Linked DNA regions of Homo sapiens: region 1 is linked to region 2. A link is a contact called in ENCODE Hi-C or POLR2A ChIA-PET data. All regions are on one chromosome and are shown on one strand. The core of a region is the stretch at or near the end of the contact, and the rest is flanking DNA. Distances in the headings are between cores, read along the strand shown. Region 1 has its middle 19 kb from the start of LINC01819. Region 2 has its middle 50 kb from the start of TRI-TAT2-1.

The links. A loop is a pair of places that touch in the nucleus more often than their neighbours do. ChIA-PET counts read pairs that join two places held with the same protein, here RNA polymerase II (POLR2A). Pooled maps may share reads with other maps.
Region 1: a loop to region 2 is called in a pooled map, with 4 times the contacts of the local background. The contact joins two enhancer-like sites. A Hi-C loop is called at or near these places in 4 of 50 pooled maps. POLR2A ChIA-PET finds 5 or more read pairs at or near these places in 3 of 52 experiments (AG04450, H1 and activated naive CD4-positive, alpha-beta T cell).

The regions. Positions count from the first base shown.
Region 1 is chr2:43,054,228-43,061,861 of GRCh38, reverse strand. No RefSeq gene overlaps it. Among named protein-coding and RNA genes, the nearest start is that of LINC01819, 19 kb to the right of the region's middle. Within about 2 kb of position 2,486, at least 15 of the 41 ENCODE cell types and tissues checked have a DNase peak (open chromatin) inside an H3K27ac peak, as active enhancers do.
Region 2 is chr2:42,857,077-42,864,155 of GRCh38, reverse strand. No RefSeq gene overlaps it. Among named protein-coding and RNA genes, the nearest start is that of TRI-TAT2-1, 50 kb to the right of the region's middle. RefSeq lists an enhancer at 6,334-6,921. Within about 2 kb of position 5,040, at least 3 of the 41 ENCODE cell types and tissues checked have a DNase peak (open chromatin) inside an H3K27ac peak, as active enhancers do.

The DNA.
Region 1 (7,634 bases), core at 1,237-3,736, 200 kb before region 2:
TAATCACTTGAACCCAGGAGGCAGAGGTTGCAGTGAGCCGAGATCATGCCACCGCACTCCAGCCTGGGCAACAGAGCAAGACTCCATCTAAAAAAAAAGAGAAATATCCATGAGTTTGAACTTATATAAATAAATGGCTACATAGAGAAAAGGGGGAGAAGATACAAAAATACAGAATTGCAGATGATATTCACAGATACTCAAGGATGAGCATAGCTCCCTGCTCCTTAAATGTGGGCTCCACATAGCAACTTACCTCCAAACAGTATACACGGAAAGGGGAAGAAAGAATAACTTCATAGTGGAGAAACCTGACAAACACTACTTCTGTTAACTGTGAACGCAGTTGACATCGACAGTGACAGGTCATGGTGGTGGCATATACTCTTGATAGGATGTAATGAAAGTGGCACTTCACCTTTGAGGTCTTGCTCCCTCAAACCCATAACCTAAAACATCAGACAAATCCCAGCTGAGGAACATTCTACAAAATACCTGACCAATACTCCTTGAAATCATCAAGATCATCAAAAACAAGAAAAGTCTGAGAAACTGTCACAGCCAAGGGAGACCTAAGAAGACATGATGGCCAAATGTAATGCTGCATCCTAGAACAGAAAAAGGATATTAGGTTAAAAAAAAAAACAACTAAGGAAATCTGAATAAAGTATGAACATAGTTTAATAATAATGTTAATCTTGTAGGGCTGATATCAATAGCAGTTTATTAATTGTGGCAAATGTACCGTACTAAATGTAAGATGATGATAATAGGGGAAATTGGGTGTGGAGAATATGGGAACTCTCTGTATTATCTTTGCCATTTTTCTTTAAAACTTTTCTAAAGTAAAAATTTTATATCGAAAATTGAAAGCCTTACATTGGTAATTATTCACAGCTTATGGCTAAGACAGGTGGAATTGGGAGAATGCCCTGGGAAGGTTTCAAGGAAGTACAAGGGAGGATTTGGGGAACTGCTCAGGGGTGAGAAATACAGCTTGGGAGACAGGGCGGAGGGGAAGCTCGGTGCACATCCCAGACTGAGGAGGTGTCAGAGGGAAAGGGTCCTTGGGACAGGGTGTCTTGGGACCCTTTCCTGCCTGGGAGGGCTTCTGGAGGAGGAGGTGAGTGGATGGGGAGTGACAGCCTGGCTCTTTGCTCTCCTACCTTATCCTGACCCACCTTGCCACATCTCTGGGGCCAGCCCTGCTCCTTATCTGGAGGCAACCCATCAGAGGAGTTAAAGGGTCAACTCTGGAATTGGAAAAGCTGGCCACTCACCAGCATGTGACCTTGGATAAGGCTTACACCCTCTCTGAGCCTCAGAGTACTCATCTACAAAGAGTGGTGAAAAATCTGTGTCAGAGGGTTCTTGCAAAGGTAAGTTGAGATAATGCCCATGAGGGCCAACACCTGGTACATGCTGGGGACTTGGTGAGTGTTACAGTCAATTTATCTTCCCTTTAGTCTACCTTTGAGCAAGATCAAACAGCCACTTTGCCCTCATACCTGGAATCCAGCCCTTCCTCTGGATCCCACGCCCCATGTGGCAGTTTTAAAACCTGGCCCCCAAATTCCAACACTCTTTCCATCTAGAGATCAGCAATTTTTTTTTTTTTTTTTTTTTTTTTTTTTTTGCTTTTTTATTTTGAGACGGAGTTTCGCTCTTGTTGCCCAGGCTAGAGTGTAATGGCGCGATCTCTGCTCACTGCAACCTCCACCTCCCGGGTTCAAGTGATTCTTCTGCCTCAGCCTCCCAAGTAGCTGGGATTACAGGCATGCACCACCACGCCAGGCTAATTTTTGTATTTTTAGTAGAGACGGGGTTTCTCCATGTTGGTCAGGCTGGTCTTGAACTCCCAACTTCAGGTGATTCGCCCGACTCAGCCTTCCAAAGTGCTGGGATCACAGGCGTGAACCACCACGCCCGGCCTAGAGGTCAATTTTATATCCCCTCCTGTTGAATCTGGAATATGTGACTGCTTCACATAATAGAATATGGCAAAAGTGATGCTGCTGCCAGCTCTGGGCCTAGGCTTTCAGAAACTGTCATCTTCTACTTCCTGTCTCTTGGGGTTTTCACTCTTGGAATCCAGCCACGGTACTGAGAGGGAGGGTGAGCAGCCTGTGGAGAGGCCCATGTGGAGAGGAACGGAGGCCCCAGCTCTCAGCCCTGGCTGAGCTCCCAGCCAGCAGCCAGTTCTCGCTGACTGCCTGAATCATCTTACAAGTGGGCCCTCAAGTCCGCAGATGAGCTGCCCTAGCTACCACCTTGCAGAGAAGAAACGAACCTTCCCACCATGCCCTGCCCAAACTGTAGATTCAGGAGCGAAATTAGTCATTGATGATATTTTAGGCCATTAAGTTTTGGAGTTACAAAGCCATAGTAACCTGAACATCTGCTAACTGGGTCCAGGACTGTTACTATTGCTCCACCTCCTCCTCTTCCTCCTCTCCGCCGTGTGCTTGAGTTGTGATGTGGGTTGTGGTGTGGTGGTTTAGTGGGTGGGCACCGAGCCACACTACCTGGGCTCAAATCCTGACTCTCACATATCAATTGTATGACTCTAAGGAAGCAACGTAGTCTCTCTGTGCCTCAGTTACCGTGTCTGTAAAATGGGGGTGAAAGTAGTACAGAATTGTTGGGAAGATTAAATGAACTAAGCAACATAAAGCACGTAGAAAAGCACCGGGCATGTGTACAATTATTCTGCCAAGCCAAGGCCCCAGCCCTCTTGGGTTCTGGGGTGCTGACTCCCTGGGGCCTCCATCATTTGAGATGATCCCTACCTGGCCATTTGAGGCCCCAGACTTCCCAGGTGCCACCAGCCTACCTCCCCGGACTATCACTCTTCCTGCTGGTGTCAGGCTTTGCCCATTAGGCCAGTCTTGCTCACTCCCATGACACTTCTGGCTCTGCCCCCTGGTCCTTCCCTGCACTGCTATAATTCTGACTTCCTTTTGGCTGGGCTGTTGGGGAAAAAGAGAGAGTGGTGAAGCGGAGGTGGACCCCCGCCATAGAGGGTGGTGCACTGGTGGGTGTGTTGGGGGAGCTTTAGTTCATAAACTTTACTGGGAAACAGAAGCCTTATCATCCACACATCTCTTGGGAAGACATTGATTTTCTTGCTGACATGAGTCCAGAGAGTAAGAAACACACTCACAATATGAGCAAGGCCTGCCGTGGAAAGCCAGAGAATTTTCACTAAATCTTTCTTAGGAATTGCAATGATAGCACGCAGCAGATTCCTGAGGAAGGTGGCGTTGCGTGTTAATTAGGTTTTGCCAGAGAAAAATGAACGTGCTCTAAGACACTTTCCCACGTATGTGTTCGTGCAGGTTGTGAGAACTCAGAAAAGCTTTGCATCCAGGCTGTGCCCAGGACTCAGATTTCACTAGCTCCAGGGGTTCTCTTTTGCAGTGAACACAGTGGCCTCCTCATTAGAGCTTTTCAAACCAGGGTGGGCACTGAGGAAGGGATTGAAAGTCCCCTGGGGCAGAGGGACCTTTGAAATGGGGAGCCACTGCCCCAGCCTGAGAAGCAGAGAACAGTGACCTGGGGGGGCGTCCATGGGGGTAGCCTGAGTTCCGGAGCTTGGTGGTCCCGCAGCGCTACTTAAAGGTCACTGCACCATCTCCAGTGATTCCCTGAGTCTGCCCTGCGGCTTCCAATTCCCCCAGTGGGCCTGGAAGAACGACCCACTTCATGCTGGGAAAGCCATGCTGATGCTGTTGACCTGCAGGAATAGAATTTGGAACCGTATCCCTCCCTCCATCCCCTCACAGGAGACAGAAAGCAGGGAGGATTGAGAGGATCTGGGCACGCGGGGGTTGCTCAGGAAGCAGGAGGGGGCTGGCTGCAGGGAGAGAGCAGCAGGAGTTCACCTGGGAGAGGAAGTATGTGAAGCAGGCTTGCCGCAGCACCACCTGGCCACCTGATCCCCCGGTGGAGTCTCAGGAATCCCATTTCTGGAGGTATTCAGGCCATGTTGAGTGTGTGGGGAGTGTGAGGCGGAGAGAGCCCTGAGTCAGAATCCACACCATGACACTCACTGTGGTGATGACAGCAGGCACATTCCGATAGGGACAATATTGATCAGTTCAGTAGTTCCTGACCTGTCTGGCTGCAGAGTTGAATCTCCTAGAGCCTTAAAAAGAAAACAAAAAACGATGCTGGACCCCACTGCAGGCTGATGGAATCCAGTGGGAGCCTGACGCTGCCCGGGTGACTGATGGCCAGGCAGGACCGAGGACCGCGGGATTGCACTCGGTAGAGGACCCCCTCCCCTAGTGCCTTCGGCCGTCCCCACAGCCGTGCTGAGGTGAGCAACCAGGCTGCTGGGTGGAGGGAAGGAGATGCCCAGCCCCCTTGGGGCAGGATGGAGTTGGATGCCTCTCCAGCTGCCACTGGCCCCTGGCAGGGCTCAGAGGATGCCCCTGCATTAAGTGAGGACTCGGGCTTTCTGTCTCCCAGGACCCTCACGTCCCTCAGCCTCTGCTGCCTTTGGGGCACCTCTGTGGCCAGGGTGGCTGGGTGGCCTCCGTGTGCTCCCCAGCCCTGATTCCACCAGCCCTGTCAGCCTGGCACAGCCTGGGTCCCCTGCCAGGTCTGGTGTGCAGCTGGCGTGAGGCCTAGAATCTGTCAGCGGCTTCATTGAGATGCTGCCCCATCTCTGCCCTAGTTCAGGGTTTCAGAGCCTTAAGGCACACATCCCAGTCTTTTCCTGCTCCCTCTGTCACCCTGGAAACAGGTCTCAGTTTCTGGCGGCCCAGGGTGGATGGTGGGGTTGTCCCCATAGGGCAGGGTAGGGCATGGGTGGGGGGCAGTGCTGGCTGGCTGAGTTGGGACAGACCTAGCAGAACCAAGGCTTGGCAGGGTGTGGGGGCTGGGGAGGGCCAGGGCAGGCCCACGCTGAAGAAAGGGCCCTTTCTGAAGTTCACCGGCATAAAGGGAATTTTTTTTGTTGGTTTGTCTTCCCTGGTGAGGGTGCCTTCTTCTAATTTACACAAAAGTGTCATATGTGTCAATGGTGGCCAGGTGTGTGGAACCTGTCTCGGGTTCCCTGGGCATTTCCTGAGCCCAGAATCTCTCTCACACCCACCTGGTCAGTGATTTATCCATGGGAAAAACCTGGCAGCTTGTGGAGTTCTGGCAGCTTGTGGGGTTCGGCCCTTGAATCTCCTGTGGTGGGTGACTCTGGATGTGCCCAGCCCCACCTCCAAGATGAGGAGAGACAGGACCTTCTCCTCCCAGACTCCCAGCCAGCCACTCTCCCCTTACCAAGCCCAAGAGGGGAGGATAGTGGGTGGCTGTGTGGAACCTGTCTGGGGTTCTCTGGGCTTTCCCAAGCCCAGAATCCCTGTCACAGCCACCTGGGCAGTGATTTGTCCATGGGAAAAACCAGGTGAGGACTAGAAACCCTGCTTAGTTCTTGCCCTGACTCTCCTGGACTTTCTCCCCCAAAAACCTCCACTTACTTACGCACTCCCCACAGCTTCATGAGGTTTCAGGGGAGGTTGAAGACCATGCTCTGGATGTGAAGTCATTCGGCCTGGACTCTGGTCCCGGCTCAGCTGCTCCTGCATCCCCCCAGTTCCCAGGGCCCCCATTTGCCCATCTGGAGACAGGGCCTTGCCCTTCCCAGGCAGGACTGCAGGTGAGTGTGTGGACTGGCACCTGGCTGGCCCACTGGGGTCCCCTCAACTCTGAGTGGGGTACATCAGTGACTGCTGTGGGTGCCTGCCCAGGTCCCTTCACCAGCCCATGATGCAGATCCCAGCTGCTATGGGAGAGTTGGCTGCTGAGGCTCACTGCTGCCTGCTTCTCTGAAGAATTGTCCTGTCTGACCAGCTGGGAGATTATCCCCTCCCAGATGCCCATTCCCCAACTTCATCCCCATTCCCCAAAACCAATGTCTGACCCAGGGTAGCAGAGCTGGCCCCTTTGCCTTCAGGTGGGACGGACCAATCCCATGGTGCTCCCAAGCTCCTTGGGATCCAGCTGAAGCTAGAGGCCACATCTTTGCCTTGGTTTCTCCCTGGCCCCATCCCGCTTCCCTCACTGCCCTGCTCCTGAGAACACTCCCCAATAAACCACATTCACTGGGTCCCCTCCCAGGCTCTGCTTCTAGGACAGCAGGCACGACCTATAAGAACTCTAGGGCCCTGTGGCTCCAGGAGCACCTGACCCTGATCCGGCGATGAAGCAGATCAAGGCACGAGTTGTCCTTGGCTGCAGGAGCTCAGAGTGGGTGAGGGAAGTGTGGCAGCTCAGGAGCCTGAGCTAGGGGCATTGATCTGTGCAGGGGAGGCAGGCTGGAGGAGCAGCTATCCAGCCTCGCTCACCCTTCCCCCGGCCCCCACCCTGAGCCTGGCCCCTGGGAGGCACATGTTATTAGTCCTGTCTTACAGGGGTGGCCGCCGAGACCAGATAGTCACTAAGTCTCTAAACCGTAGGTGACCCAGTAAATTGAGTGCCTTTGCTGGATTCCAGTGCCTGTGTCTTGCTCATTGCCCCTGAGTAGTTGCACAGTGTCTGCCCTGGAGGCATTGGCAGAAGCCGGGCCCTTGGCAGGAAGGAACTGGGGGAAAACTGAGTACTGGGTCTCCCCTGGTGTGGGGAAAGGGCCTGACCGCGTTAGAATGGCTGGAGCAGCTGACCCGACCCATCTGGCGGGCAGCTGGATTGGGAAGTTGGGGAGCAAGCTTCCTGCAGAGCTTCTTTCCCTTTTCCTGCCAGGAGAAAGGGGTCTTACAACTTCCCATCCTCATGCTGACTCTACCCTTCCCTGAATGTGCATGGGTGGGTGGCTCAGTGTTGAACACAAAGGCAGGGGTACAATGGGGACATTTCAGGCACCATCATTGGTGAAATTAGGGACACTCTCAGGATAGAGGACTTCTTGAGGCTTTCTTCACATCACCAAGTCATGTACACTGTGCCCTCATCTCAAAGAGCGGGGAACGCCTTTGACACTTGGACCATTCCAACCTCCTTCTTCCACACCCCTGCACATACCACAGCCTGCCTGAACATTGAGACACCCCCTTGGCATTTGGGGAAGGGGAGTCTGGAAGAGCCTCAGGGGAGAGGCCAGGTGCCCTAGCAGAGAGGGCTGAGGCCAAGGAGGAGGAGGAAGTGCTGCATGCTTTAATGACCCGTTCATATTCCCATTCATGTTGGCTGGGCTTGCATTGACACTCCTGGGCCAGTGCAGCTGGTCACTTATGCACTGCAGCCACTGCTTCCTGTGCTCAGCTGGCGGTGAGGCTGCAAAGGCTGGGGTCGCCAGCACCAGCGACACCCTGGCCCCAGCAGCTGCTCTGATAAGCTCAGGCTCAGCCGGCGGAAGGAGGGTGGTGGCCCCTGGCTCAGCAGCCTGGCCCAGAGAGCTGTGGCCATTGTGCTATCTTGCGTGTTTACTGCACACTTTCCTTCTGCTCACTGCCAGGAAAGCCATGGCTCTCTGGACTCCAGGGAGGAGGCAGGACATGTTTAAATGAGTGGCTTTTGGGCTTGGTGAAAGCCTCCAGCCCGTGGGCACACAAGAATGGTGAGGGGTGAACTGATGCAAGTCTGGGGGCAGCGTAGCAAAGTGGATCTCAAACCCTAAAGATGTGCATGCCTTCTGACCC
Region 2 (7,079 bases), core at 3,791-6,290:
TGCAATTAAAAAAAAAAGAAACAGGATGGTCTTTTTAAAAACAGGTTTGAGATAAGGAAAAAATTGATTCTATCAGCTTGGCAAAAACACCTCCTGCAGCACAAAAACTCCACGAACGTCTGTGTGTGCCTTCACTGGGAACGAGGAGAGGGAGTCAGAGGGCAGCGAGGCCGGGCAGCGAGGGAGGCAGAGCCCCTCTGTTGGTGTGGGGTGGAGGCAGCCTTTTATCCTGCGCCTCCGGTGCTGTGGCTGGGAAGGCAAGGTACTCATGCCACCCTCCAAGGTGAAGAGAAGACCCACCTGCTTTTCTCTGCCATCACCAGATCCTCCCAGGCACTCTCCCCACAGTCGGTCCAGCCAGGCACACTCGGCCTGATCTAGTGATTCAAGCTGTCTTTCCAGGACTTGGCCTCTGCAGGTAAGTCCTTAGTCTTCTGGCCCCTACCCCACTTCTCGAGGTGTCTGGGGACTCAAGGAGAGCAAAGGGGGCTGATATGAGCCCACATTGGAGGAGGGCAGCCTAGCCCTGCGGTAGGTTCCATTCTTATTCTCACCGACTCTCTCGCCCTTCCTGAAAGTGGGTCATGCATCCCCACTCTAGCCATGCGACCTCCAATGACATCCGTGGAAGGCGCATCCTTCCCCACACGACTGAACTGGCCACATGCCCAGCCTCGGCCAATGGCAGGTGAGAGCATAGGACATAGGCCGTGTCCCAGCAGATGCACTAAAACACAAGGCTGGCCTCTGCCCACTCTCCTACTCTTTTCCCCTGCCCTGGGAAGGGCAGGACCCAGATGGGAACTGCTCCTTCAGTCATGGGGAGCAGAGCCCCCTCCCACTACAGCCACCAACATGTAAGATGAGTGAGAAATAAACTGCTATGTTTTAGGACATAGCAATACAGGGCCATTTGTGACTGCAGCCTCACCTAGCAAAAGCTGCATGACATGGGACCTTGTTCTCCTCCTAATCCTCCATCTCCAAAGCAGTGTCTCTTGTCTACTTGCCTGTGGTCCACAGCCAGAGAACCCCATCCTGCTTTCTCTGTCTTGGGCAGAGGCCTCACGTCACCTACAGGGGCCCTCAGGTCTGGCTGTGCCTCGCTTGTGATGCTCAGTGTAGGTAGGTGGTCAGTCCCGGGATGCTTAGGTATGGGTCCTGTGACCCTGCTGCTCCAGCCCCGAGAGGAAAGCTTCTCAGCCCAACTCGCAGCCAATTCCCAGCCTCCCGGGGGCTCACATGGACATTCCAGAGCCCATCCACATGCAGACACCCAGGGCAGCTGGAGAACGCGAACCTCAGGGCCCGCCTCGGCCCAACCCCACTGAGCTGCTGCCTACAATCTGAGTTGGCCACCGACAGTGGGTGCTGGAGGGCTGACCTCAGGGTGGCTTTCTCCAGGCCCCCCGTGAGATAGAACAAGTCCCCCCTGCCCTCAGTGGCCCCTCAACCAGACCAACACACCTCCTTCCTACCTGGGTTGTGGTGAACTCTGTTCTCTAAATGACCAGGCCTGGCCCTCAAGATGTTACAGGAAGATTTCTGTTAGCAAATCCCCTGCTCTTTCCACAAAGCCTGAGTTTCCCCACCAGTATCTCAATAGTGAGGTCAAGGAAGTCAGCTCTGAGCCTAAAGATGGCTACCTTCCTTTCCTTTCCTGTGGCAGTCAGTCTCATGGCTCAGCCTCTGAGGTGGAAGGCTGCAAGGAAACAGGATTTAGGAAACAGTAAAAAGAAATCCATTCAAATGGTTTAGATAAGCCAGGCGCAGTGGCTCATGACTGTAATCCCAGCACTTTGGGAGGCTGAGGAGGGAGGATTACTTGAGCCCGAGTTCAAGACCAGCCTAGGCAACATAGCGAGACCTCATCTGTACAAAAAAAAAAAAAAAGAACACAAAAATTAGCTGAGTGTGGTGACGCATGCCTGTAGTACCAGCTACTCGGGAGGCTGAGGTGGGAGGATCACCTGAACCTGGGAGGTGGAGGCTGCAGTGAGCCATGATCACACCATTGCACTCCAGCCTGGGTGACAGAACAAGACTCTGTCTCAAAAAAAAAAAAAAAAAAAGGTTAAAATGATACATGTTACTGATGCTAAGTGTTACTGTGTGTTTTTTCACCACAAGGGGTTTTGGGGGGTTTTTTTGGGCAGCGGGGGGTGGGGGAGATGGGGTATGAGAAAGAGCTTGTTCAAGTAATTAAATATAAGGATGAGGCTAGGCAGGGTGGGGGGTGGGGACACGACCCACAGAAAGCACAAGTCCCTTGGGACCCTCCTCCTCTGCCCGCATTTCAGAGGCTACAGCCAAATCTGGAACCAGGTCCCAGCGACCACTAGCTCCTGTGGGGAGGAGTGGGTACAGGTTTCTCCAGGGCCCTGGACCCAGGGACATAGAGGAGTTCTCGAACCCACAGCCCTACCTGCCCTGTCTGCAGACAGGCACCAACCAGGGCTGGGGCCAATCAAGAGAAATCTAGAGGAAAACACAAAGGAAAACTAAAAAAGACACAGCAGAATAGAACAAGGCATCTCACTAACACTGCCAGAGAGAGGAGAGTTCGAGGGCACAGATGAAGAAGACAGGGGCAGCCCTGCAGGGACATCCCAGGAGGCCAAGGGTAGGAGGCTGGACAGGGTAGACCCTCCAAGCCCAGGTCCAGAAGGGTATTCCCTGCCTCCCCAACCGAGGACTCCAGGCACCCATCCCTGGATCCTGCAAGGCCAAGGCAGGGTCCAGGTGCATGCTGCCAACCATAAGTTTTTAAAAATATTTTAATTTAAATTTTTTAGATTTTAAATTTTAATTTTTTAGTCAAATTTGTTGAAAAAAATAGAAAATTCAAATCCACATGTGTTGCCAATTAATTTTCCCCTTACTTCACCTTCTACAGAAGGGCTATGAAGTAGGGTGGGCTGGCACCACTCAGTGCCTACAACCCACTTCTCCTAATTTTGCTCCTTGTGATATTTCTGTTTTCTCCTTCTTCGGGATTCTTAGATCAGTTGCCGTCCTCGTCCTCCTAAGGAAGGAAGGATGTTTCACCACCACCCAACCTGCTGGAATGGGGCTTAAGAGTAGCCCCATCCTTCTCATGTGACCTTCTCGCCCCAGACCCCAATACAATCCTCTCACTTTCTTCCTGCCATAGGTACACAGAACTCAAGAGCCTTGATATATGCACGATATGTTCAATGGCATTCAGGAATTGGAATGACTGCATAGAACAGGAAACCCAGATCACAGAGGCATAAACAAAAGAGGAACTCATTTTTCTGTCACATGATGAAAAGGTCAAAGGCTGGAAATTCAGGGCAGCCCAGCATCTCCACGATGTTGTCCAGATCCTGGGCTCATCCTGGCCTTCTCTTCTGCTACTATAGGGTATGACTTTTGAACTCATGCTCACAAAATGGTTGCTGAAGTTACCACCATCACATCCATAGTCCAGGCAAGAGGAAAGGTTAATGGTGCTGGTGTGTGCACTAGCTGAATGTCCACCTTTTAAGGAACTTTGCTAGAAGCTCAACCCAACCACTCATGCTTCACCTCATTATCCAGAACTGAATTATGTGGCTATCCTTAGCTTCAAGATGAGACTAGAAAATGAAGTATTTTAGCTGGGCCAATTGCCAACCCTAACGAGTTGAGATTCTATATAGCAGAGGAGAGTTGAGAGTTGGTCAGGAATTGGCAGCCCTGTCACATATGCCTAATTCCAGTGCTGTTATTGGAAGTACCAAGGCTGGCAGCTTCCACACTGGGTCTTCAGTCGCTCATGTCTTCTGTGTCTGCCTTCATTCCTCTACTCAGATGGCAAACCTCTTTGTAAACAGAGAAAACATGTTCATCATTTTCATTACTCCCTCTTCCCAACCCCAACCTTCCAATCCTACTGTACCAGCTCAATAAATGCTTACTTTAGAAAGAAAAAGCAGTAACACTCACTATTAACCATATATGCCTTGGGACAAACTTTCCATTTCTTATTTGAATCACTGTTTTTATCGTGTATTGCATTGTCATTTTCCATTTCGTGAGCTTAAGTAGCAACTCCTCAAGTCAGCTATAAATTCCTAACAGTCTAGAAGTGCCCAATCCAGTGACTTTCACACGGTGAATGCTTTCATGACTTGTAGAGTTTATTTGGCCTGAGTTCTAGTCATTATCAGTAACCACAACAATAGTAATTTCATACCTTTATGATGCTTCGAAGTTTACACAACTTCCTTTATACACATTCTCTCACTTGGTCTTTTAAGTAACTCTTTTAAGTAAGGCTGCTGTAATTATCCCTTTTTCACAGACAATGAAATGGAGGCTAAGAGAAGGTATATTGCTTGCCCAGAGGCATGAAGTCAGTGTTTGAACTGGAACTTAAATACAGGTCTTTGACTTCAAATCCAGCAGTTTTCCATCAAACTTGAGGCCTCGATTCTCTCACTTTCAAAAATGAAGAAATTAATTTAGATTATTTCAATGCAGCACTGTCCATTAGAAATAGAATATGAGACACATATAATTTAAACTTTTCTAGTAGTCACATTTAAAAAGGAAAAAGAGACAGGCGAAATGAATTTTAATAAACTTTTATTTAACTCAACTCAAAATATTTCAACATGCAATCTTCATATTAATAAGACTTTTTTTGCTTTTGAAAGCTAATTTTTTTATTTATGTCTTTAAGTCATAGGAACTTCTAAAGAATGAAAGCCAATGTGTTTATGACACTTTCAGCACATCACAATTTAACCACTTTTCAGGTGCTCAAAAGCCACACATGGCTAGTGGTCACCATATTGGAAAGCTCAGCTGTAATGTTTGAAGGGTAAATTTAACTTTAAAACAAGCTCCTATATCTAAGATTTCGTGATCAAATTATTTTAGAAATTATCTAAAAGAGTTATTTTCTGTACATTCTTGCAATAAAGGAGAACTGCCTGTTCAACAACTATCCCCCTGTAGAAAACTGGCTTTGCCTAGATCCATCACAAAGCACCACTGCCATCTGGTGGTAGACTCTTGAATTGCCAGCAAATTCCCCAAGAGGAAATAATCAGGCTCTCGGAATGAGTTTATCAAAGCAGTAGAAACTGACTCCACATAATCCAGGAGAATTTGTTGAAGAATGCACAATGCTGGGCCCTGCTGAATCAAAATCTCCAGGACAAATCCCAAACACCCAGATTTTCAGTAAATGTCCCCAGTGGTCATTCACACTGAAACTTGAGAATGGTTGATCTAAAGGACATGCCTATATAATACAACCATAGAAAATTCAGTGACAGTAAATGTCAGAAGAGGACTCATTCTTTCCTGATACTGTTCTGATATTTGTCAGACTGCTAATTTCTTAGTTTCTACATAGAAAAAAAAACCCCACCCCCAATATATACACACACACACACACAGTTGGAAAGAATCCATAATCCCATCACTTTTTTCAAAACTTAAAGGAAGAAAGAAGTCTATGTGGCCACTCCATCTCCGACCCCCCCACCCCCAACACACACACACACCCCTAAGACACAACTCTGTAACAGTTACATATAGCTCAGGCCCTCACAGCCGTGTCCCCACTCCCAGCCTCTGCTCTCACCCTGCTCCCTCCACACCCAAGTTCCAGCCAGGCCAGTGCCTTCACAGCTCTCCCCCTTCACCTCACTCCCCTTCTGAGACTTTGCAGAGCTGTCCCCTCCATCTGGAACAGCAGTCACCATCCTACCCTCCAGCCCCCATGACTTGTCCCTCATAATGCAGCTCAGGCATCAGCTACTCAGGAAGCCCCTTGGGGAGCCCTCTAGACTGTGCTGGGTCCCCCTCCTTCCCCCCGAAGTGCCCCATATGGTAGCTGTATTGTCTGACTTCTCCACACAACTGTAAGCTCCTTATGGGGCAGGGCTGCGTCTCTTGTCTCTGTATCTCTGCCACCTAGAAAAAACTCTGCCACAAAGCAGGCATTGTTAAGAATTTGCTGAGTGAATAAATGTTTTCTTTTCCTTTCTTTTCTTTTCTTCTTTTTTGAGACAGGGTCTTGCTCGGTCTCTCAGGCTGGAGTGCAGTGGCACGATCATGGCTCACTGCAGCCCTGAACTCCTGGGCTCAAGCGATCCTCCCACCTCAGCCTCCTGATTAGCTGGGATTAGCATGCATCACCACACTCGGCTATTTCTTTTTTATTTTTCTTTATTACTTTTGTTTTATTTTATAGAGATGGGGCTCTCTGTGTTGTCCAGGCTGGTCTCGAACGTGTGGGCTCAAGCCATCTTCCTGCCTCCGCCTCCCAAACTGCTGGGATTGCAGGTGTGAGCCACCACGCCCAGCCATAAATAAATGTTTTCAAAAGCATCAAGTAGTCCCTCTGATTTTTAAATGATAATGCTAGTTCTGATGAGTTGACGACACTAAGCAGTGTGGACCTTTACTGGAGTCTCAGTAATGTCAGCTTCCAGCTCTGAGGACGGAGCTGCAGACGTTATGACGGCTGACCAGAAGCGTTTGTGTCGGGGACTAGGGAGGGCAGTGATTTGGGCACCATGAACACAGTGAGACACGGACGGGTGCAGGAAGAGGGCAGTAACAGAGTAACCCGGGAATGCCGTCCCCACCTCCCAGGAAGGGATCCATTTCCCCAGAGGACAGAGGCCTGCTGCATCTCGCCCAGCTAATCTGACAGAAGCCAGCTGCAGCACTAGGCCTGCCCCCGGGAAGGCATGCTGAGGCCGGGAACCACATGCCACTGTTTGCCCCTGGGGGACAGGGGCACAGGGAGAGGGTAATTGACTTGTCTCCCAAGTTTATTTATTAATTCCTAGCTGCACCATTTGATGTGGTTTCCAGGAGGCACGCCGTTGAAATGTGCCGCCCTTCCCCATCCTGGCTGCAGTGGCCCCAGGGAGATGGGTGAAGCTCAGAGCCAGCCCACAAGTCAGACCAGGTGCAGGCAGGGGACTAGGAAGGGTGCCCACCATGCAGGGAGGCTTGCCGGCCCCAGCGCAGGCAGCAGGCCATGGCATGGGGTAGGGTGCAAGGCAACAGTGGACGGTGTGCTGGGGAGCCTGAGACGATGCGCCTCG